3 separate regions of the Mus musculus genome follow, and all the other regions are linked to region 3. Evidence: chromatin loops called from intact Hi-C (ENCODE). Cell type or tissue: heart. All regions are shown on one strand.

Region 1 (8,000 bases), 340 kb before region 3:
ACCATTTGGCTCTGTATGGTACATGTCCCTTCACATTCCAAGGTCATCAGCCTCAGTGTTTTCCCTATTTCCACACGGGAACCTGAGCTGAGGCTCACCTGGTAGCGGCTGGCAGCCTCCTGCAGCGTCTCTGTGCGGTGGCTCCGGTGCTCAGGGCTGGTATCGCAGACCCAGCACAGCATCGTCTGGTCCTCTTCACAGAAGTGGCTCAGGTCCTCACCGTGCCTCGCACACTGACGCGACCCCGCGTGTCCCGTGCCCAGCCCCAGCTGCCGCACGCTGTCCACCAGGCTGGCCAGCTGCCGGTTGGGTCTGAAGCTGGCGGGCCTGAAGGGACCCCTGCACTGGGGACAGGCGTAGACGCCCTGAGCGCTGTCCGACTTCTCGCAGAACTCCGAGATGCACCGCAGACAGAAACTGTGGCCGCAGTCCACGCTGATGGGCTCCTGCAGGAAGTCCAGGCACACGGAGCACCGCGCCTCCTCCTGCAGTCGCTCCCCGGGTGCCGTGGCCATGGCCTTAGCTTGTGGCAGCAGCTCCTATTACCCTAGCGGTCTGCATAGAAGGAAGGAAACCCAAAAGCAGGGGAACAGGCCCTGAGGGTTTTATCGCCTGGGCTGGCCCGGATCCAGCAGCCAAAAAGAGCCACTCCTGGTGACAGCAACAAGTCCAATGACTGTCACCTCTTCAGAAACCCAGCAGCTCCTCTTCTGGTTTTTTGTTTTTTGTTTTTTTTTTTTTTTCCTATTCTTTCCTTCCCTATCTTTATTTTGAGTCTAATATAATGCAGCTTTTACGCCACCCTAACTCACATTTAGAGGCTATTGAAGCTTGCAGCATGATTTTGTAGTATGGGTGGAACCCAGCGCTTCACACAAGCCAAGCAAGTTCTACCACTGAGGAACACCCCCAGTCTCTTATTTTGGGATGGGAGATCTACCAATTTTGCCTAGGCTGGCCTTGAATTCACCTGTAGTCCAGGCTGTCTTTGAACTCACTCTGACACCTAGTCTGACTTGGAACACCCTATTCCTGGCTCAGCATCCCAAATAGCTGGAATGATAGGACTATACCATCAAGACCAACAAAGTTGCCTTCCCCAGTAATATTTATTTATTTATTTATTTATTTATTTATTTATTTATTTATTGCCCATAAGATGGCAAAGATGCTTGCCACTAAACCTGACCTGAATTTGACTCTCCAGACTCACATGGTTGAAAGAAATCTAACTGGCAAAAGTTGTTGTCTGGCTTCCATGTTGGAGTGGCAGCACACACACACACACACACACACACACACACACACACACACACACACTCACTCACTCACACAACCCACACAGGAAAAACCTCAAATGTAAGATTAACAAAAGTTCCCGGAATTTCCTGAAGCATGCAGACTTAGGGTTAGCTCTTGAGTCTATCTGTGCATATTACACATGAAGTTGGCTGGGGGTAGTTGCCCTGCTAGTAGGACAAAATCAGAAATAAGCCTGCCTCTTAGGAGTCCCTCATGCCACATCAGCCAATGTGGGGCACGCCTGCCCTCTTCCCCCACTATTACTGAATGGTACCATGAACTTCTGTTGTAATCACAAAAACAAAAACAAAAACAAAAAACACCCTTGGAAAAAATACTTATTTTTTCCTCAGTCTTTCTTTCTTGAGATTTTCTACTTTCAGAAATAAACTACCATACCACTGGAAGGACAGATGCGAGGATGACGTGTGTGGTAATGGCAGGTGGGCAGCCCAGCATGGATGAGAACAGTATAATAGGTGCCCTCCTGCCCGAGGAGGCCAGAGAGGGCACAGGATCCCCTGGAGCTAGAGTTTCAGATGCGTGTGAGCCACCTGCCATGGGTGTCAGGAACAGAACTCAGCCCTTCTGCAGGAGCAGCGAGTCCTCTTTGACCACCGAGTCACCTCTCCAGCCTCTGAAAGGAACAATTTCCAGTCCAGCCCATGAAAACTGCACTTGTTGACACAGGGAGGCTGAGGCGATTATGTAGGAGTAAGTTGATTTCATTGAAGATGTGTTGTGACTTGGTCCCATGAGGAGGCAGGACTGGGGTGAGTCTATCTGTTCAGGTGACGTGTTAATGTCTGTCACCTGAATACTCCGTGACTCTACTGAAGGTCAGTTTGTTTGGTGGCTGGCACATTTATCCATCTGTCACCATTATATATGTGTGTGTTGGGAGTCTTGAGTCTCGGGGCAGTCTTGGATACGAAGGTGGGAGGAAAAGCCTGGAGGTTGGACCTCATCCCTCCAGGAGCCTTGTGCTCAGCTGGTGAAAACCATCTCAGAATCAGGCTAACACAAGTACTAACCAGGAGAAATGCTCCTTTCTAGCCCCCATAGGACCATAGCACGGGACCCTAACATGCAGCCACAGAGGTTGGACCTCAAAGGGCTCTGAGCTAACAGAGGAGGACAAGCTGGCAATGACGAAGTGCCTGTTCCAAGCTGTGTGACCCCCCCCAAGTGTCCTGGGCAGAGGGGCTGGCTACATCCAGATGACTAAGAAGCCTCCAGAAAGGCTGGTCCTGACAAACAATAGCAAATAAACTTGCAAGGAGTGGCCCGGCTGGTGACTCAGGACCTGGCAAGCTCCTCCGAGGTTCGCAGAGCTTTACTATGAGGCAAAGCTTGGCTTGGAGCTTTGATGGTGTGCAGGGTCAAAGTGTTCTCGAGGCCATCTGTCTCGGGGTTAAGTGGATAATTGAAACAGAGTCTTCAGAACTAAATGCAGAAAACACTAAAGATGGTGACATCAGAGGAGAAAGCAGGGCAGAAGGCTTAGAGGGAGCAAAGTAAGGCTAGCTACAGACAGAGAGGCTCTTACTGAGTGCCTTGGGGCAGACGGTGTCTGTGCCCCCTGCTGCATTTCATCTCACATACAAGGATGATGGTGTTAAAGTCATTCTCTCTAAGGTTCCTCGGAGTATTCAATAGGTACCACACACTTAGTAGAGGTTTTCCACATAGCAACTCTATGCAATTGGAGAAAGATAAAGAAATTGGAACCCAAAAGGAAGGATGAATCAGAATCTAGCTACGTTAGTACTGAGGGCGTCCCTCAATCTTGTTTAGAGCTACACACACACACACACACAAATTTTACAGGATGATAGGAGCCTGTGGCCATTCAACAAATATGAACAGAATAAAGAATAAAGTGGACAAACAGAATCAACACAGGCTATTCCAGACAGCCTGCATGGGAGAGTCCAAGGGTGGCCATCTGCACTTTTCCACAGGGTAGGTACACAAATGTTTTTGCTTTCTGTCTCCATCACTAGGACAGATGCTGTAGCGTGTATCTGATCAATCTTGGGACAGAAAAGCATATCAGGCAAATGTCTGGACCCACAGCTCTCTGCCCTAGGGACTCACCCGAAGCCAGACTTCTTTACCTAGGAGGCTAACGAGAAGTGGAGGGACAGCATGCTTCTGGGGCCAGGGGCATCAGGATGGGTGAGCTCACTGCTAGCTTTTCAGTTGCTGAACTTAAAACTGTTTTCCCTCCCAGACTTGTAGTCCAGGGTGAGAGCTGTAGCATTATTCTTTTAAAACACAAACTGTTAGTTATAGTGTGTGTGTGTGTGTGTGTGTGATGGCACACTTATATGTAGGTCGTAGGACAGCTGTTTAGAGTGCTCACTCCTTCCGGCATGTGTGTTTAGGGGATCAAACTCAGGTTGATAGCCTTGGCAGGAAGTACCTTTACCCACTGAGCCATCTGACTGGCCCCAATGTTCTTGAAATTACATGAGATTCTCTTACAGGACACGCATCCAGGTCTGTGGTGAACAGGAATGAGAGGAGCTGCAATACAGTGTGTGGAAATACATCCCCGGCACCGCCTAGCTTTCTAAAGAGAGGGGGGCCTAACTGAGATGTACACTTTCTCAGGATCTTTTCCCTCTGGTGGTGTGCCTGCTCCCGTGCAGCCCAGCATCGCCCCCACCCCCAGCTCCACAAGCTTGCTCATGAGTTTAAGTCTTTTTCTAAGTTGCCTCTCTCTCTACCCCTCCTCTCCAACTCTGTCTTGTCTTCTCTGTCCTTGTATTAGTTTGCTGACACCTGTACCCCAACCACCTTCACTCCTCTGGGGCCTTGGTCTGGCTTCCACCTCTTCAGAAAGGCAGTGTGTTCTCCCCAGTGAGCGCCCAAGGCATCTTAGTTCCACCTCTGGGCCACTAGGGGGAGCCACACCCCTGTGCCCAACAGTTTTTCTCTAGTTTTGGGCGTGCTCCTGAGCAGCTTGTATGGGGGGGGCTCTCTCTCTCTCTCTCTCTCTCTCTCTCTCTCTCTCTCTCTCTCTCTCTCTCTCTCTCTCTCCCTCTCTCTCTCTCTCCCTCCCTCCCTCCCTCCCTCCCCCTCCCCTCCCTCTTTCCTTCCCTCGCTTCTGCCTTCTTCTCCCTCTCCTCCTCTCCCCACCAAACTCAGCAAGTCCCTTCCTTCCTGTTTTATTTTTAGGACCTCAGTTTTCGTTTAAACAACTGTACCCCATATTGCTCTCTTAATTTTAAAAATTGTGATAGATGTACATTACAAAGTTTAAAACCTCAAATGTACATTTAATAGTTCAGTATTTGAAATTTAAAAGGCGTACAGTTTAAGATTTAAGCGTACAGTTCAGTGGCACTGAAGGTATTGGTAATGTGTTGGTTTTCTCTAAAACTCTTTCCCTCCAGCCCACTGGAAGCTCTGTGCCCACTGGACAGTGAACTTCTCTCTGCGCCCCATTCTTCCTGTGCTTATGATGATGCTAGCTTACTTTGCACAAGGGGACTCAGGCGACAGCTGTCACTTTGTGCCCAAATTCTTCCACTTAGCTCGGGCCCCCAGCACTCATTCACAAAGTGACCTCCTGGAGACTGTCCTTCCCACCCTGCATCAACTAGTCCAAATAATTAGCCCTTTATTAATCTCTGTAAAACCTATCTGCTTTATAGAAACCAGAAAAAGAAAGTCGTGTCTTTTCCTCTTGTGTAAGAGTGAAAGTGAAATTGGGAGAAACCTTGGAGTATGGCTGAGGATGGTCTCTCTAACAAGCCTCAGCATTCTCTGAGAAACAAGACATGAGACATTACAGAATATATATAATGTAGCTTTTTTTCTTTTAGAAGTAAAATAAAATCAATATCTCTCTCTCTCTCTCTCTCTCTCTCTCTCTCTCTCTCTCTCTCTCTCTCTCTATTTGTCAGGAAAGCAGATCTCCAATGAATACCGTGATAGAAAATACCAGACCAAGGAGCTGTACCCCAAATCTCCCCAGCTTCGTGTGGAGGCGGCTCTCTACCCCAGTTCACCACTCTGATTTGGGGATGGTGTCTGGTCTCTTAGTGTGTAGTGCTTACTAGCTCTGGACTCCATAGCTGGGCCAGAAGCCTGGTATTGTAAGGTTAACATTCACTTTTGCTGGTGAGCAGGCTGAGACCACTATTGCAGCACCTGCAAATTCCAGAATTTTCCTCAGCATTCTTGGCTTTGAAGCTGAGGCAGACCTAGATCCACACTCAATGCTCTACGATCCCCTTCAGAGCCTCTGGTGAGTTATACAAGCCTGTCTGCCTCCATCCTCTGACCTAAAACTGCATCTGTTTGGAGGCTTGCTCCTGTATATTGTGGATGGAGATTCGGATTCCTGCTACAAACAGCTGAGATGCCTATTAATATATTAAAGGAAACTTGGCCTCCAGGTTCTCCCCGCATCCCTCAGTCCCTACTTGTTACTGGGTAGGGTTGGCATAGCCTGCCTTCTACCCTAAACTCACCAGCTGTGGTGTGTGTGGTGCTGGGCTGGGCTGGGCTGCCCTTCCCAATATTTTCATTACCACCCTTTGGTACCTTTGGCCTCCTAGTTGCTGTGCCTGGGTTCCTTCTTTCCTTTATCCATTCCCCTCCCTGTTTCCCCACATGGCCCAGCTCAGCCTGGTAATATTTATTCTGGACTCTCCCAGATATCCTTGCCTCTGATTATGTCTCCCTTTTACCTACAGTAAACTTTCGTTTCCACCGTACCTTGGAGCAGTCATGTTCTTTCCTTTCCTTTTTAATTCGTTTTTTTTTTTTTTTTTCATTCAGATTCTAAACTATACGACGCTGCTCCTCCAGACCTGGCGCCACAGTCAGATAACCCACTGGGGAGAGGAAAAGGAAGCACAGATCTTTGGGGAACGCATTCAATTGTCTGCAGGGTCTAATTGTTCTGAAGTTCTCTCCTCTATTGTGAATTCAACATGGGATATTCAAAAGTGAGACTTTCTAATTAGGCACCAAGTGGCTCACGAAGACAATAGCAAGTCACCTGTGATTCCATGATGTGGCTGTCTGGAAAGGGGTAACTGTTGATCCCCCACACTGGACATCTTTCCTCGATGGCTCTTTGTTTTAATTTAACAGTGGTTTGATTCATTTGCTTGATTTCAGAGAATGGTTCTAAATCAATAGCAGCCCTGGCACCCAAATCTTCCCTTGGAATACTAAGAAGCACTAATAAGATTCTGGTGTTATCGATTGCTCTCCGGGGAAGATGCTGCCAGACAGTGCTCACACCAGCGCGTCCACACTACAGATACAGACCCACGATGCAGAGTCAGTCCTCACTGCATTCCTTATAGACAAAGCAAGGAAGTGATGCCTGAAGATAATTCTCCCAACGGCCACAGTTTCTGGCTCTAGGTTTCTCAGGCAGAGTCCGAATAAGAACGGTGTTGGTATGGCTTCTGAGGCAGGTGCAGGTGGGCTTTGAGGAGAGAATCTGATTTTTAGAAAAACCTCCTCCTCTGTCCTCACTCTGGCAAAGCTGCACTGAGATTTGGTCATCAGTCTGCATCTAATTAGTACAGATAAGTAAACAAACAAACAAACAAACAAACAAAGTTCTTCTTGTCTATGAGATCATAGAATAACATTCTGGAAGATGCATGGCTGTCTCTCCCGCCTGTCAGAATCATTATTGCTTGTATGGTGCCTAAGTATAGCACACTTCTGAACAACCAAAAGCCTTAGGACCGCCTTCCCTTTACACTTAAATGTATGTATCTAAAGTCTCAAGCTGCCAATGACATTCATGAATGTGTGTATAGCTCTGAGTGGTGACATGCAACTTTAATCCCAATAACTGCGAGTCAGAAGCAGGCAGATCTCTGGTTTTGAGGCCAACCTGGTCTACACAGGAAGTTCCCAGTCACTCTGGGATACATATTTAGACCGTCAAAAATGCATTTAAAATGTGCAGTAAGCTAACATATTAACTCTTGTAAACCCATTTAATTCAGTTCCTCTTTCCATTCCTTTTTTTTGGAGGGGGTGGGGTGGGGTGGGTGGGACGAGACTCTGTGTAACAGTCCTTGTTGTCCTGTCCTGGAACTCACTTTGTACACCAGACTAGACTCAAATTCACCAAAATCTGTCTACCTCTGCCTCCCTAGTGCTGGGGTTAAAGACTTGTGCCACCTCCCCTGCTATCTCCTCCTCCACCACCACCACCAGGCTTCAATACCTCTCTCTAAGCAATCTGTTTATCTCGCTTTTTCTGCATCTTCTTCCTTTCATTTTCATGTAGTTCTAAAGCCTCAGACCATTCTCCCTTTACCATAAACGAATGATCTAGAAGCTTCCAGAGCACAGACTTAAGAAGTGAAATACAGCATCAGGAGAGACGCTGTGCCCCTCCCTTAATGCACGACACTGAGCTACAGCGATGTCTTCAACTCTCCGCGCTTCCTGACTAGATCAGACGCGACTCTCCCACCTCCTGCATTTAGAGAGGGGAGGAAAAGTCACGTTTACAGATATGGCCTCCATAGTCTGGATGGAGCTATGTAGGGAGTTTGCATGTCTATGAGTGAGTTAGCTTTTCAGCATTGTGATTAAAATGCCTGAGGTTATTAACTTATTAAGGAAATGTTTATTTTGGCTCATGGTTTCAAAGGCCATGGCCATTGGTACTGTTGCTTTGAATATTTGATGGAAAAACAGAT
Region 2 (8,000 bases), 67 kb after region 3:
TGCAGGTCATCCCATGGGCTAAGTGGTGGATATCCAGGTCCCAGCACCAAGGTGAGCACTACCTCTGAGCTTCTCTTCCTGACTCCAATAGGGTGAACTCGTCTCAGTCTCCCCCATCATCAAAGCGGGGCCTTTGATGTTTCCAATGATAGAGAGGCTGATGTGATGTCATCCATAAATTCCACAGGCACTGTCCCTGCCCAACACCTCTGTTACCCTAGCCAGCTTGATGGGCTGCGCGTGACTCCTGTTTATGACGGCACCAATCTGTCGGAGAGTGACCTTGAACTTCTGATCCTTCTACTCCCACCTTCTAAATTCTGGGATTACAGACATTTTCCTCCAAGCCTGGCTTACTCAGTATGGGAACTGGAACACAAGGCTTTGTACACCATAGACAGACATTCTACCACTTAATCTATAGTCCCAGCCCTAACCTAAAGTAATATTTTAAATTATTTTCACATTTTTGTTTTGGTTGTTTGGTCTGGTTTTTTGCTTTTGGTGTTTGTTTGTTTGGTTTGGTTGTTTTTCGAGACAGGGTTTCTCTGTGTAGCCCTGGCTATCCTGGAACTCACTATGTAGACCAGGCTGGCCTCGAACTCAGACTCACCTGCTTCTGCCTCCTGAAGCTGGGATTAAAGGCATGTGCCACCACCGCCCAGTTTATTTTCACATTTAAAAAAAAAATTGCAAAACTAGTTTACTTCAAGGCCTCCACTAAATTACCATCTTATGTAACAGAGTAGCAGACTTGTAGAGGCCTTGTCTAAATCCCGAATTCTTTGTCGTAGGTCTAATTACGTTGAGATGCCCCATCTCCTTGGAGATGTTTACGTATTAAATAGCACAGTTGCTGGTTCCCCTTTCCTCAGGACTCTTCAGAGTGGTCCTGGAGGCTCCAAGTTTCAAGCCTTGCTCATTCAGCATGGCTCCTAAGTCTTGAAACTGTTCTGTCCTCTTCCCTGCTTGCCATCTTCTCCTGCCCCTTCGTGCTGTGACCTGCACTTTGTGGGGTTTGACCCCTCCCTTCCATCCCCACCACCACCACCAGCCTTTTAAGGCACTCTTCCCATTCACTCTGGGCTTCCATCCGGGACAACCTTTTATGACTTTGTCCAAAATCCTTCAAACAAACACATTTATAAGGCCAGGCCAGGTCACTGCCAGACCCACAGGGCTGTCTCTCTCTCTCTCTCTCTCTCTCTCTCTCTCTCTCTCTCTCTCTCTCTCTCAATTCAACTGTGCCTGGGCAGGTGTCTCACTCAGACAGGATGTGACAGAGTGACCGGTTGGGGCTTGTTGGGTGGCATGTTAGTAAGTGAATGAGGCCCGCCTTGGGCACAGCAAAGGAAAAGACATGAACCAATGAATAGAAGGCACATACACTCTTTGTCCCACGTGTGACCAGAAGTGGGGAGAGGGCCAGATGTCTAACATTTACCAAACGTATCCCAAAGCATCTCTTTATCAACTAGTGTCTCAAAGCAAACCTGTGCCTTCTGAGATTATAAAGAACCTTTGGTCTGCCTCGAGGTGTGATGCCAAAGAGTCGAGGCAAACTCAGCATTTAGAGCACATCTGACTTCTCCCATCACAAGGAAGGCATTGGAAACTAAAGCAGTCGCCTACATGGGAAGCCAGGCCCAATGCCCTTCATTAGAAATAGAGTCCCTGTTTCCAAAGCCCAGTGAGATTGGGGACCAAAGTGATCCCCAGATAAAGTGAAGGGTGTGTCAAAGTTGCACAGCTTCTCACTGGTGGCTCCATATTCCACATTGTCACCAGGCTGATTGCAGAGGGGCAGGGAGCAGAGTTGAAAGGCCAAGGTCTTTCTTACAGACCTGACACTTGCTTAGGAAAGTGAATACGGGAGAGACCTGAGCCCCACCGACATACTCAGATTAGCTGAGGCCAGTAGGGACCGTGTGAGTGCTTTAATCACCTGAGAGGCCTTTCCACAAGCTCTGAGGAAGTCTGAGGGTGAGGTCAGGTGAAGCAGAGGCAGCAGCAGAGGCAGGAGTCTGTCAGAATGCTGGCTAGTAGGACTTCCAGTAACTCGGGCATATACTCTCCTGTGCACTTTAAGGCGATTTCCTCTTCAGAGGCTATAGACTGTCAAGCAAGGAGATGACTCTTTAAATGTTTGTCATCTTCTACCTCTGAGAAATCTCTCAGTGGGCTGGTGTGCCTTTCCCCCTGCTGTGTAAGGCAGCAGATTTCCCACTGGGCAGTAGTTGACTCAGGTTTCTTCGTAGGTGTCCCTGTGCTGGGCCCTGTGTAAGAAGTGCATGACTGAATACGAAGCAGGAACAGTCGAAAGGGTCCCAGAACATAAATAGAACTTCTGTGCCATTGAGGTGGCTCGGTGACGGACAGCACTTGCCATCAACACTGAACCCCAGGATCCACATGGGAGGAGGACAGAACTGTGTCCCCAAAGTTGACAGGTGTACAGTGGGCGTGTGTCCCCTCCCTACCCCCTAAGGAAATGTCCTTTCAGAAGAACCTGATCCCGATCCAAAGACTAGTGCCCACGGAGCTGCCATAATTGCACCTTTCTCTTAGAGGCTCTGTTCTGAAGTTCTGTCTAATCATTTTCATGACAGTTTCACTGTGGATCTGTGTGTATTTCCAGGGAATATGATTCTGATTTTGTTTAACGTCTGGTCCTTGTAAAAGGAAACAGGTTGTTTGTTGTTTGCTTTTTGTTTTTTTTAACTTACTATGTACCCCAAGCTAGTCTTGAACTCAGAATGATCCTCCTGCCTCAGCCTGCCAAGTGCTAGGATTATATCGCATCCCTCTATGGTGTATTTTTGGAATCAGAAGTGACTTATGGGGCTATTGTATCCATTACATCCATTCTGTGAGCCATTGGGGCTCCTGGCTTCCTGTTACTGACATGAGTGTTTCTGAGCATAGAGGTGTTCTCCCTTCTAGGTCAGGAGTCTCTAAAGAAGGCTGGCTGATGAGGGAGACCTCTGGGTCTGCACAGCTGTCGTTAGCGTGCTACTACTGCCTCCTAGTGGTTAGTGTAGGATATGCTGGCACCCTGGAATCAGCAATACAGTTTCCTGGCTCCCACAACTCAGGACCCGCCCCCAACACACTCAAAGACTTGTCTGTCTCCTAAGCCAGGTTGGAAACCCCTGCCTTAAACACGTGGCTCAGGCCGGTGTACAATGTTTAGTTTGCGAACTCTTCAGTGGCCTTGCCACCTCTTACCTCAGCTTCTCACTGTCTGCTTCCAGTCCTGGTTGTGGCTGCCTTTGCCTTTTCTATTTATTTTTACAGATTTTCTACCCGCGAAATGATATCTTCTGGTTTTCATTTTCATTTTCTGAGTGGTGGGGAAATTAGATGTTTTCACACTTATGTTTCTTTTGTCCCCATAAATCTTTTTGTCCATTTTCCTATTGTGGCGGTAATGGTGTTTCTTAATAGTCGCTGGGATCTTTTTCCTCCTGCATACTCTTGATTCTTGTGTCATCGGAGGTGAATTTTGGTATATGGTAAAGAAAGCCTTAATTAGAAAGAATTAAAATAGTTTAAATTTATACATTGAAGACTATTTTTTAAAAAATCAGGCACTAGATGTTAAATAATAATTGACCATGGGGCTGGAGAGTTAGTTCAGCGGTTAAGAGCACTGACCTTTAAAGATGTATTAACCTGCTCCTGGAAATATGCCACCAGCCTTGGACGACAGCCCCTACTGAATACACCCTTTCAGAATTGTTCTATTTTGATGATTTATAATGATGTTACCTGTTCTGTTTGTGATTCACTGAATGCATAGTTTCAGAGTTGTAATGCTTGGATGATTTTTGTGCTTTACTCTGCCAAATGATTTTTGTTGGTATCTGTGATTGTTTCACTGGATATTGTTTCTAAGAGATGTAATGTTTGTTTGTTTGTTTGTTTGTTTGTTTTTAATGTATAAAATCCCCTGCTTGAGAGCTGCAGAATACACTCAGATTCAAACTGCCTCTGTTTGTTTCTGTTTGTCACCGCCGAATCCTGACCCACCTAGCTTCAAGGACCTTCATCCCAGGGACCCTCATACCTGACTGGGGTGGTCCGTGGCAGAGACAGAGACAGAGGCAGTAGAGAAGGCCAGTTTCTCTTTAGCCTCTTCTCAGAGTTGATACATCACTGTAATGACCCTATTCTGATTGTCAGAAGTAGGTCCCCCTGTGCTCCCGGCTCACAGGAAGAGGATCACACCAGGTGTGGACCCCAGGAAGGTGGGGATCATTGGGGATATCTTAGAGGTTAAGAGGCTGCCTACTGCTGATTTGTAGGAAAGCCAAGAACTTTTTTTGGTGGTGGTGGGGTTGTTTGTTTGTTTGTTTTTTTTTTGTTTTGTTTTTCAAGACAGGGTTTCTCTGTGTAACCCTGGCTGTCCTAGAACTTACTCTGTAGACCAGGCTGACCTTGAACTCAGAAATCCGCCTGCCTCTGCCTCCCAAGTACTGGAATTAAAAGCACACACCACCCCATCCAGCTTACATTTAACTTTTCTTAATTTTACATTCTTCAAGAAAAACTTCCCTATACTGGCTTTCATTCATTCTTTAAAAGCTTAATTTTTTTTTTTTCAGGCGTGGTAGCCTTTAATCCCAGCACTCAGGAAGCAAAGACAAGCATTTCACTGTGAGTTCTAGACCAGTCTGGTCTACATTGTGAATTCCAAGATAGCCAGGCTTATGTGGACAGACCTTGTCTCAAAAAAAAAAAAAAAGTTTATTTAAAAAACAACAACAACAACAACAGTGTGGCAAGCGCTGGGAGGTACAGGCAGGGGGATCCGAAGTTCACCTCTCAGCTACAAAGTGACCTCAAATTCAACCTTAGATTACATGAGGCTTTGCCTCAAAAAATAAAATACTTAAAAGTAAGTAGTTTAAAATGTTGGCTTTTTCATGATTTGTTTTTTTAAAGTTTTTAAAGTGTGTGTTTTAAAGTGCTACAGAAGCCAGAGGGGGCATCAGAGTCCCTGGAGCTAAAGTTACAGGCAGTTGTGGGCTGCCTGACATGGGTACTGGGACCCAACTCAGGTCCTCTGGAGGAGCAACAATTGCTCTTAACCGCTGAGCCCTCACAATTAGGTTTTAATATATTTAGAATCTCATTGTCTCATACATTAACCATATGTGGCTACTTAAATTCAGAGCTTCTCCAGCCATTTTTCAAGTGCCCAGCAGCCGCTGTGGCCTGTGGTTGCCAGATTGGGCAGTTCTGAGGCAGAACAGTTCCCTCTTCATGGAACATCAGAGGGGATTTTGCTCCTTCATCCCAACAGCTTTGTGTAGCCAGTTCTCTCCTTCCACCTTCTCCTGCATTCCAGGGCCCGCACTCAAGCTGCCGGGCCTGTGTAACCTTTACCTAGTGAGCCATGTTTATGGCTCCTGGAATTGTTTTATTTTTATTTCAGCAGTTAAGGGGGATAAGATATTCTACAGCTACCTCGTGGGCAGAAGCCAGGGACAACGCACAGGGCTGGCTCTGTCCCCATTTCCTACCAGCAAAGACTTCTCTAACCCCAAATGTCCATAGCGGTGCCAACGAGCGACACTGATTCGGTTGGGTGTTTGTTCCCGCGCTAAAATGAGTTGTTTGTTCCTGCGCTGAAATGAGTCCGTTGATACTGTTTCTTGTGTGTGTCCCATGCATTTCCTTCTCCTTAGTGAGTCTTAAGCAAAAAAAAAAAAAAAAATGTCCCTTTAAGGGGTAAAGAGCTTATTGCTTTTTATTGCTAAAACACTGACTTTTAGGTCTTACAGGCTTAGACCCTGAGGAGAGCATCCTCATCTTCCCTGGTTGTCATGGCTGCAGACTCACAGTAAGAGATTGACACGATGCTTCATGGAACATTTATTCCATGCTTGAAAGCCCTAGTTGGGGACTTTTCTTAATCCCTTCATCCTGTCGGGCCTCACTAAGCAGTTTATTCACAAAACATAGAGGAGGAAGGGAGAGAGCAGAGAAGAGATGAGGCATCTGGGGAGGGTGGTGGTGGAAAGTGGGCACTGGCCCCACTGTGAGTACTGATGTCAAGCAAGGCTTAACTTCCTTCATCTTTCACTACAAAGAGGCCAAGTGCTTTCCCCCAGGGCCACGAGCATTTCACACCCGCTCTGTGTATGTGAAAGACTCACACTGGTGATGCTACACCTGATGGGCCCCACTCCCTGAGGCTCTCCCAGCTGAGTGGTCTCTCCCTGACTGTTCTGTCATTGCTGTCCCTGCCAGGAGAGGAGCACACTGGACAGTAAGGTCCCCTAAACTGCTCCAGGTCCTGACCGCTCTGGAGGAGGGTGAGTTTGGCAGCAACAGGGAGGAGATTTCCCTTGCACCCCCTGACAATGCCTCTGGGGACTTTGCTGATGAGGGTTCTGGGGGAGAAGACAGTGAGCAGAATGGTGCCTAGCTGCCTGGATGGGTGCTGCGTGCATTAGTTGTGTTGTGTCTGGGGACTCAGACCAGGAGGAGGAGGAGGAGGAGGACCCAGAGCTGCAGCCAGCCAAGAAAAAGCAGCAGGCAGCAGGCAAGCCTCAGCGTCTTTGGACCAAGAGAGACACCCATCCAGACTTTGGTTAGCTGGGAAGTCTCAGATCCTCATATAGAGGACCTCAAAACCAAAGAGCTGAGTCTTGTGGGCCTCTCTGAACTGTTTTTTGGTGACGGGACAACCAGTTACATTGTTCATGAAACCAACCGTTATGCTCACCCTAAATCTCATGACTCAGGAACTGAAGTGTGTTTTGGGCATCTTGATTTTAAGTCAGTACATCTCCTATCCAAGGAGGCTGGTGTTTTGGGAGACAGCTCCTGACTCTCATCATCGCCTTGTGGCTGATGCTATCAGAAGGGACAGGTTTGAGCTGATCTTCTCCTACCTGTGTTTTATGGGTAACAGTGGCCTCTATGATGAAAGCGATAGGTTTGCCAAGTTCAGGCCCCTCATCGTCCGTATGAACTGTCACTTCCAGAAGCATGCTCCCCTGGAGAGTTCTACAGTTTTGGCGAATCGATCTGTGAGTACTTTGAGCACTGGGGAGGGGGTTGGGTGGGCGGTGTCCAAGCATCTGCACTCAGGGAAGCCAGCAGAGGCTACCTGGTGTGGTTTGAACCTTCACCAAGCCGGACAGAGGCTTAGATGGGCCAGTATGGTGGTCAGATTTGTGGATGCACTTCAGGAGCATAGCTGCCTCCCGAACCACATATTCTTTGACAAGGTCTTTTACAAGTGTCAAACTGATGTCCATTTTGAGGGGAAAAGGAGTGAAAGCCACAGGGACTGTCTGTGAGTACAGGATCGAGCGCTGTCCCCTCAAGGATCCCAAAGAACTAAGGAAAACGAGAAGGTACTCTTTTCACTACAGAGTGGAGGAAAGCCAGGAGATCATTGTGTGCCACGTGGTAAACATCTGCTCCAACGTGGTGGGCATAGAGCCAGTCAGAGTGCCCAGCCACCACCCAGGAGCAGCCAAAGCTCAGGCACAGGTCCACCAACCATCCCTGGTGAAGCTCTATCAGGAAAAGGCCAGAGGAGTTGACTGAATGGATCAGAACATTGCCAAGTACAAGGTGAAGATCCAGGCAAGAAGTGGTACCTGAGCTTCACCAGCTACGTCATCGACGCAGCCCTCAACAATGTGTGGCAGCTGCACAGGATGTGCTGCCAGGACAGGCAGGGGGACCTGCTTGCCTTCCGCAGACACGTGGCCTCGGGCGCATCTGGAGAGCAATGCAGACATCCTCACAGGGGAGGCGGAGCTGGCGGGTGGAAACTGAGAGCCGCTTAGATATGATTGGACACTGGATTGTCCATCAGGACAAGAGGATCCCGTGTGCCCTCTGCCACTCACAGACCAACACCCGCTGTGAGAAGTGCCAGAAAGGTGTCCACGCCAAGTGCTTCCAGGAGTACCACTTCCCGTGAGGCCTGAGACCTGCTTCTTCTGGCGATAGTGACATCACCGGGAGCACTT
Region 3 (8,000 bases):
TACACTTCCACATTACTGTTCATCATCAAGTTCGTCAGGACTGGAACTCAAGCAGGTCAGAAAGCAGGAGCTGATGCAGAACCATGGAGGGATGTTCTTTACTGGTTTGCTTCCCCTGGCTTGCTCAGCTTGCTTTCTTGTAGAACCCAAGACTACCAGCCCAGAGATGGTCCCACCCACAAGAGGCCTTTCCCCTTTGATCACTAATTGAGAAAATGCCTTACAGTTGGATCTCATGGAGGCATTTCCTCAACTGAAGCTCCTTTTACTGTGATAACTCCAGGTGTGTCAAGTTGACACAAAACTAGCCAGTACAGAGTGCTTACTGCTCTTGTGGACAACCAGAGTTGGTTGCCAGACCTCATACCAGACAGATCACAGCCACCTTTAACTCCAGCTCTAGGGGATCCAACACCTTTTTCTGGACTCTGTACTGCACTACTGCACTTGTACCCACAAACTCCCACACAGACACACCATATATATATATATATATATATAATATAATGTATAAAAATATATTTTTATATAAAATATATATAATATATTTAATATATAAAATATATAAATGCATATATATTATATAAAATATATAAAAATATTTTTTTAATTAAGAATTTTGTTCACTGCACCCAGGCATGTTCACCAGATACAGTGGTACACACCTTTAATCCCAGCACTCAGGTAGAAGCAGGAAGATCTCTGTGAGTTCAAGGCCAGCCTCATCTACAAAGTGAATTCCAGAACATCCAGGGCTATGTAAAGAAATCTGTCTCCAAAAAAAAAAAAAAAGAAAAGGAAAAAGAAAGAAAGAAAGAAAAGAAACGACAGACAGACAGACAAGAAAAGGGAAGAAATGAAAAGAAAAATAAAAAATAATTTATTCTCTGTCAGGGGAAAAAAAAAACTTCAAATAAGAAGCCATATGTCAAGCATCACAGTTTATTACACTGGGGACCTGAACACACCCGCATTGATAAGCAATCTCTTTACACCATGTATTTATTCATTCGTTCGTTTGTTCATTCATTCATTCATTCATTTTGGCTACATGGGCTACTTTTAAAAATCTCTTCAAACTCTCCTCTGAGTGGTTTTAACATCCTACAAATCCATCATTAACCAACTCTTAGTTAACCTCCTCTGGACCCTTTGACTAGGCCTGAACCTTGGCCCCCACCTGTCTCGGCTTAGCCATCCCCCCTGGATTAGTCCGTGGAGAACTCCATCAGTTAACCCCCGCACTGAGAGATGGGCTTTTGTCGAATAACAAGTTCATCATCCCTCGCCTTGGAGGTCTAAGTCTTTGATTTGGTTTTTGAAGAATTCTGTGGGATGTTTAATGCCCTTGACATCGGCTCTTAAGAACTTTCCACCCACCCTGGCCACCGTTTCCTTGGTTACAACCCCCAGCTGTTTTTCTGTCTTTGCTAGATCTAAACAATCTGTATTTCTCTGCTTCCGCAATAGTCTAAATAGAATAAATAATAAATAATAATATATAATAAATAAATAATATATAATAAATAATAAATAGTCTAAATAGAATAGCTTTCCTCACCATTTGAACAAGGGCAGGATATTTTCCTTAGATTCATTCATTTATTTGAAATTATATATTTATATGTATATGTATATATCCAGAGATAGGCCCATGATATATATCATGATTGGATGGGTCATGTGTTATTGTTTTGCTTTTTTATTTTGTTTTTGAGACGAGTTCTCGTGTTTCCAGAACTCACTGTACAGCTAAGGATAACATTGATCCAATCCCAGCGCCTGCACCTCGTGCCTGTATACATCAGCAACTCTGACTCCTCTACCTTTCATAACTTTGTGCTTTGTTTTGTTTTGTTCGGTTTTTTGTTTGTTTGGTGGGTTTTTTTTTCTTCGCCAGTTGCACATCTGTATTTATTATCTCCTTCATCAGTTCACCAAGGCAAAGGGAAGGTTGAAGTTAAGTGGAGGAAGAAGGGAGGCAAGGATGAAGAAAAAAGTTGCGGGGGAGAGAAAAAAACGGGAAGGACGGGTGATCTCAGAGGAAGGCCATCCGCAAGCGGGTCCATGACTGTTCTGCAGGGCGGTGCGTGGCCTTCCGTTGGGAGCTAAAGCACTCAGGGTCGTACAGCCGCTGCTGGAGCGATACTCACCGAACTCAGGTCTCTCGGAGCGGTAAACGCAGAGCCCCTAGCCTGGCCTCCGAATGCTGGGTGCGTTTGCATGGGAGCAAGAGTTACGGTGCGTACTCGGCTGCAACTCCATAGGCTCAGTGCTGCAATCGTCTCACCCAGAAGTGCGTTTTGGGGTTCACAGACAGCGACTGCACAGAGCTCACTGTCCGGTGCTGGCCTAGGATCTTCTCCAAGCGAAGCAAGAAGCCAGCAATTCCTACGCTCGAGACCAGGGACAGTGCCAGCTGCATCACAGGATCCAGGACAAGTAGAGCTGAGCAGTTTCAGCAAGTGTCAGGATGGCCGAGTGGTCTAAGGCGCCAGACTCAAGGTGACAAGCCTTACCTACGGGTGTTCTGGTCTCCGAATGGAGGCGTGGGTTCGAATCCCACTTCTGACACAACTCCTTTTTTTCCTCTCTTTAAGAGTGTCTTTTATTTTCCTCCGTTCAGGAACTCACCTTTCTCCTACAAGATTCCTCACAGCTTCGGGCATTGTTACGTCCCCAGCATCTGGCTGCCTGGTTGTCTGGTTGCCTAGTCTCTGGTTCACAAACGGAACTGCAGTTGTTCGTCACCATTGTCGTCACCTAGTCTAGTGCCTCCAGAGGGCTGTTACTATCTCTTCCCTGGTGGTCTAGTGGTTAGGATTCGGCGCTCTCACCGCCGCGGCCCGGGTTCGATTCCCGGTCAGGGAAGTACTTGTTTTGCTTTGTATTGTTTCCCGACTTTCCAAGTTTCATTATTTATGAAAGATCGGATTAAATCTTTAAGAAATACAGCTGAGATCGAATTCGGTAACTCTCTGTTTTAACAGAGAACCGTACTGCACTTATGAACACCAGCAGGCAGGCTTTGACGCTGAAATACTGTGTTATCCGAAGCACACAAAGCAGCACTCACTGCCCCCTGGCGCCCCTTCAGAACCAGCGGCTCCCAAAGCTACCCACGGGTGGGGCTCACAGTAGCTCCTGAGGAAGGGCCTTGCTCCCTCTGCTGGCACTTGCCTTTCTAATTAGAAAACAGAAATAATTCAAACCGCGCTGTGAACACTGATGTGCCCTTTACCTAGAGTCAATCCTGGTCAATATTTTGTCACATTCTTTGCCTTTCAGAAAATAGTTTATTGATGACAGGTAGACAAACAGATGAAAGACAAATAAATAATAGGTAGGCAGATGAAAGATTATTGATAGACAAACATTAACAAATGATAAATAACAGGTGATTGACAGATAACAAACAGATTGATAGATGGTTACTAACTGATAAACAGGAGATTAGAAGCCAAATAATAGGTAGATGATAGATGGATAGATAGATGATAGATGGATATTCACAGGTGTCCACCTCCCTGCCCTACCATTTGAAAGTTGCCTGCTGTTACTTCACACAGACACCCAAGGACACGGACACCAGCATCTCCTCCTACGTTTGCCATTTTAGTGCAAAACTTCAATCAAACCTCCTCCTGGCTGTGCCTACCGTGCCCTCCCTCCACAGCGGCTCCTGCTGTTCATTCTAGGAATTTCCAGCGCCTGTGGAAAATAATGGAGAACAAATGGAAGTACTTAGACGGGATATATGCTCTAAATTACAGGCCCCTTTTCTCTCCTCGGTGCTGGAGCGCAAATCCAAAAGCCTCTTGCGTAGAAGGCATGCGCTTCTCAGCGAGCTGCTATGTCTGCAGGCCTCCTATGTTACGTCCTTAACATCTCTGACATCTTCACAGGATTGAGTCTGTATGAGTCATTTCTGACGCTTTCAGCGGAAGCATTCATTTCTCACTAGGCACCTTTTCTAGCTTTCTGGGTCTGTGTGGTGTCTACTCTGTGTGCCCCAGACTGTATGAACCAAGAAAGAAGTATGTCTTTTCTACCAGGGTTAAATAAGACAAGGGAAATACATTAGATTTTTTAAAATAAATTTTAATTATGTGTATATGCAGGCGCATGTGTAGGTATGTAGGTGTGAGTACATGAGCCCCTGGAGTAATTGTGAGCCGCCTGACACGGGTACTGTGCTAGCAAACAGAGCTGCAACCTCTCAGCCATCTTTCCAGCCCCCAAAACATCATTTTAAAAAAAAAAAAAAACGGAAAAAATATCATTTGCCCAAAAATCTCCCGATTTGTCCTGAAATGAACAGCGTTCTGTGCTCACGGTGGCAGACTGCTCACTAGCAGCACTGCTTTAAATTATCCAGTTGTGTGAGCTTGCAAGGCTGAGCTCTGCCCCCTGGGTGTTAGCAGCAAAATGCCAGCGGAGACCCCTGAGTGCCTGCTCATTCACTTTGACATAGCTGTGCACCCTTTTGCAACAGTAAAACTTTTGCCCTGGGGTTATGTGATCACTTTCTTGAGACCTCCAAACCTATTTTTTGTTTGTTTTTTTAATTTGGGGGTGGGGGCGTTCGAGACACCCTGTGTAGCCCTGGCTGTCCTGGAACTCACTTTGTAGACCAGGCTGGCCTCGAATTCAGAAATCCGCCTGCCTTTGCCTCCCGAGTGCTGGGATTAAAGGCGTGCACCACCACGCCCAGCTCCAAACCTATTTCTTATATGTAAGTACACTGTAGCTGTCTTCAGATCTGATTACGGGTGGTTATGAGCCATGTGGTTGCTGGGATTTGAACTCAGGACTTCTGGAAGAGCAGTCAGTACTCTTTTTTTTTGTTTTGTTTTGTTTTTTGTTTGTTTGTTTTTTTTTGTTTTTTGAGACAGGGTTTCTCTGTATAGCCCTGGCTGTCTTGGAGCTCACTTTGTAGACCAGGCTGGCCTCGAACTCAGAAATTTGTCTGCCTCTGCCTCCCGAGTTTGGAACTCAGAAATTCGTCTGCCTCTGCGTCCCAGCATTTGGAAGGCAGAAGCAGACAGATCTCTGTGAGTCTGAGGTCAGCCTGGTCTACCCTCTTGAGTCCCAGGCCAGTCAGAGCCACATAGCCCACTAAGCTAGACCTTGCCTATTCTTATCTTGTGCCCTGGGCCTGCAGTGCAGCCCTGCCTGGTGTGACACACAGCACAGGGCAGCTATGTTTTGATCTCTAGGTAGAGCAAAATAGATGAGATCCCAGAAAGAGAAGGAAAAAAGAAAGATTATAGGTATGTTTAAAGAAATGAAAGAAGTCGTAAATAAGCACCTGGGTGAATTCCAAGAGAGCACAACCAGCTAAGTGAAAAACAGATCGAATCAATACAATATATAAAAGAGGAACTCAGCAGAGAGATGGAGATGCTTAGGAAAAAACAAACTGAAATACTGGGTATGAAGAACACATGCAATCAAATAAGGTGCTGTGAGGAAGCCTCACTGATAGAAAGACTGATAGGCCAGACATATGGAAGGTGAGGTCGAAGAACGGGGACGTATAAGCAAGGCTCGCTAGATGGATGGACACAAAAGACCAATCCAAGAGTCAGGGCCAGAGAAGGAGCAGAACTTCATACTAAAGGCATTGTCAAAAACATTTTAATAAAAATCATAGTGGAAATTTTCCCAAATTAGGGAGTGTGGCAATTCAGATACAAGAGCCCTTTTGGGGATCAACCTGCCTAGCCTAGAAAAGAGCAAGACTGAAAATAAAAATATGCTGAGTAAGATGGCTCATGCATCCCAGCACTCAGGAGGCAGAGGCAGGCGGATTTCTGAGTTCGAAGCCAGCCTGGTCTACAAAGTGAGTTCCAGGACAGCCAAGGCTATACAGAGAAACCCTGCCTCGAAAAAAAAAAATGGCTCATGCCTTTGATCCCTGAGCTCAGGACTGCATCTCTGTTCGAGGTCGGCCTGGTCTACACAGTGAGTTTTGGGCCATCCAAGGCTACATAGCAAGACAATAAAATAAAATAATTCCCTAACAAGATAAAAGCCAGCTCCTAGTTCTTTCATTTCCGCACGTCATTAGTTCTTCAAAGAAGCTCCTGCACAAGACAGAAAGGAAAGCACCACTCAGAGGTCGCCTGTGTCTCTGCCCTCCCCGCCATTCCCTGCAAACATTCTCTACAACTTAGAATAGCATTCGTCTGTGAATGTGACTGTAAGGCACCTTGGCATTGCACTGATTTAGTTAAACTGTAGTAGTAAGTTCCCCTTACCCAAGACAGAATACCTCCTTGGCCATGGATTTTTAACAGAGTTTACTCTGCCTGGTGGAGCAGGCTTAAAACCAATCAAGAATGTTTGTTTTCCCCGTGATAGTCGTAGGCACATCTTACCTGGAAGGTTGGCAGTTTAGTTGGTAGGGTTCCCAGCTGGGTACCACCATTGGTGATTTTTCTCTTCTGGCAGCCTGCATGACAGCTTCTTGCCTTATGAAAACTGACCAGCAGATGTGATTTCTCTGTCACTTGACTTCAGGACATGTGATATCTTCAGGGTCTTATCAACCAGCTCTGGCGGACACCAAAGAGGAATAGCAAGAGGCTGTACTGTAGGAGGCTCTGAGACCTCCCTGAACAACAACTCATGTGGGTATGTCTAATGGAGATTATCTTGAGCAACTTAATTAATGTGGGAAGACCCAGCCTGAAAAGAGTAACACCACTCCTAATAGTGTAAGAATTGAAAAAGCCGCTAAGCTCAAAGCATGTATTCATTTATCCATGCTTTGCTCCTTTTTGTTTCAAGATTTTATTTATTTTATTTAGTTAGTTTTAAATTTTTAGATTTATTTATTTTATTTGTTGGAGTATTTGGCTTGCATGTATGTATGTAGGTAGGTATGTATGTAGGTAGGTATGTATGTAGGTAGGTATGTAGGTAGGTAGGTAGGTAGGTAGGTATTTCCACCCTGTGCATGCCTTGTGCCCTCAGAGGTCAGAAGAAGGCATTGGATGCCCTGGAGCTGAAATTGCAGAGGGTTAGGAGCCACCAAGTAGGTGCTGAGAACAGAACATGGTTCCTTTGTAAGAGTCAGAGTGTGTGTGTGTGTGTGTGTGTGTGTGTGTGTGTGTGTGTGTGTGTGTGTGTGTGCAAGTACACAAAGAAGCTAGAAGAGTGCTAGCACTTGGAGCTGGAGTTACAGCTGTTTGTGGTTCCTGACAAGCAAACTCTGGTTCTCATGACTAAGTGGTAAGTGTTCTTAACCACTGAGCCATCTCTCTTGGTCATGTCTCTGTTTTTGACTGACTAGCTCCTGAAGTTCCTGCCTAGACTCCCCTGCTGAGATGGACTGTAACTTGGGCTTCTACACTCTTTCTTTCCTAAGCTGCTTTCAACCTAACTTCTGAGGTGGGAGGACACAGCTCGCTGCTCTCTGCGGGGAGAGAGAGTAAGTGGATGGATAAATCGGCCATGCGAGAAACAATCTGTGGCCCAAGTATCTGCACAAAGGCCTCCGGGTGAATGCTGCGGGGGTGAGGTCTTGACTGTTTTGTCTGGGGCTGCTTCTCAGGGTTGTGCTTTGGTGAACAGCCCTAGGGGATAAAATAATGCCTACCCTGCCTACATGAACAGCTAACATGCTTGTTTATGATTCTCTGCCTGTCTCTGCCTCTCTCTCTCTCTCTCTCTCTCTCTCTCTCTCTCTCTCTCTGTCTCTGCCTTAATCTCTGAAGAAAACTATACTGTGGAATTCACTCATTCACTCTCCTGGCCTCAAACTCAAGAGTTCTACCTGCTTCTGCTTCCTGAGTGCTGGGAATAAAGACATAGGCCACCAACACCCAGCCTTATCTCAGCTGATTCTTGACAGTGCCTAGCTGCCTATGGTTTTGAGCTATGGTGTAGCCACCTAGTCTCTTGCTGTGACCCTCAGGATGACTCACAACCTTGAGAGTTTCCTTCAGGACAAAATTCAGGCCAAGTCACTGCCAAATGATGGGCTTCCCTGG

What was found. A loop is a pair of places that touch in the nucleus more often than their neighbours do. Peaks named below come from ENCODE experiments on the same cell type or tissue, not always from the same donor. Only the 100,000 strongest peaks of a DNase experiment are listed, where the experiment ranks them.
Region 1: it touches region 3 in a loop (9-fold over the local background); 7 of 42 quality-filtered maps call a loop at or near these places.
Region 2: a loop joins it to region 3, with 2.1 times the contacts of the local background. A loop is called at or near these places in 6 of 42 quality-filtered maps.

Annotation. Positions count from the first base shown.
Region 1 is chr11:58,632,983-58,640,982 of GRCm38, reverse strand. Trim58 (tripartite motif-containing 58) reads right to left here and starts at 518. Exons shown (of 6, transcript NM_001039047.1): 1 at 99-518. The coding sequence starts at 515. In heart, a CTCF peak has its summit at 4,191 (motif pointing right); a DNase peak (open chromatin) is centred at 2,432; H3K4me3 peaks cover 715 bases; H3K27ac peaks cover 622 bases; H3K27me3 peaks cover 3,551 bases.
Region 2 is chr11:58,230,431-58,238,430 of GRCm38, reverse strand. Gm51898 (a long non-coding RNA gene) reads left to right here. Exons shown (of 4, transcript XR_003949689.1): 2 at 1-51. It also overlaps the pseudogene Gm5038. Among named protein-coding and RNA genes, the nearest start is that of Gm51898, 5.3 kb to the left of the region's middle. In heart, a CTCF peak has its summit at 3,028 (motif pointing left); no DNase peak of the experiment used is centred here; H3K27me3 peaks cover 1,064 bases.
Region 3 is chr11:58,297,048-58,305,047 of GRCm38, reverse strand. It overlaps Gm39827 (a long non-coding RNA gene), which reads left to right and starts at 2,435. Exons shown (of 4, transcript XR_001780091.2): 1 at 2,435-2,505; 2 at 2,627-2,871. n-TEctc10 (a tRNA gene) reads left to right here and starts at 2,800; the gene lies at 2,800-2,871. n-TLcaa3 (a tRNA gene) reads left to right here and starts at 2,468; the gene lies at 2,468-2,574. In heart, CTCF peaks have their summits at 2,879, 3,096 (motif pointing left) and 3,703; DNase peaks (open chromatin) are centred at 2,447, 3,097 and 3,717; H3K4me3 peaks cover 2,767 bases; H3K27ac peaks cover 1,751 bases.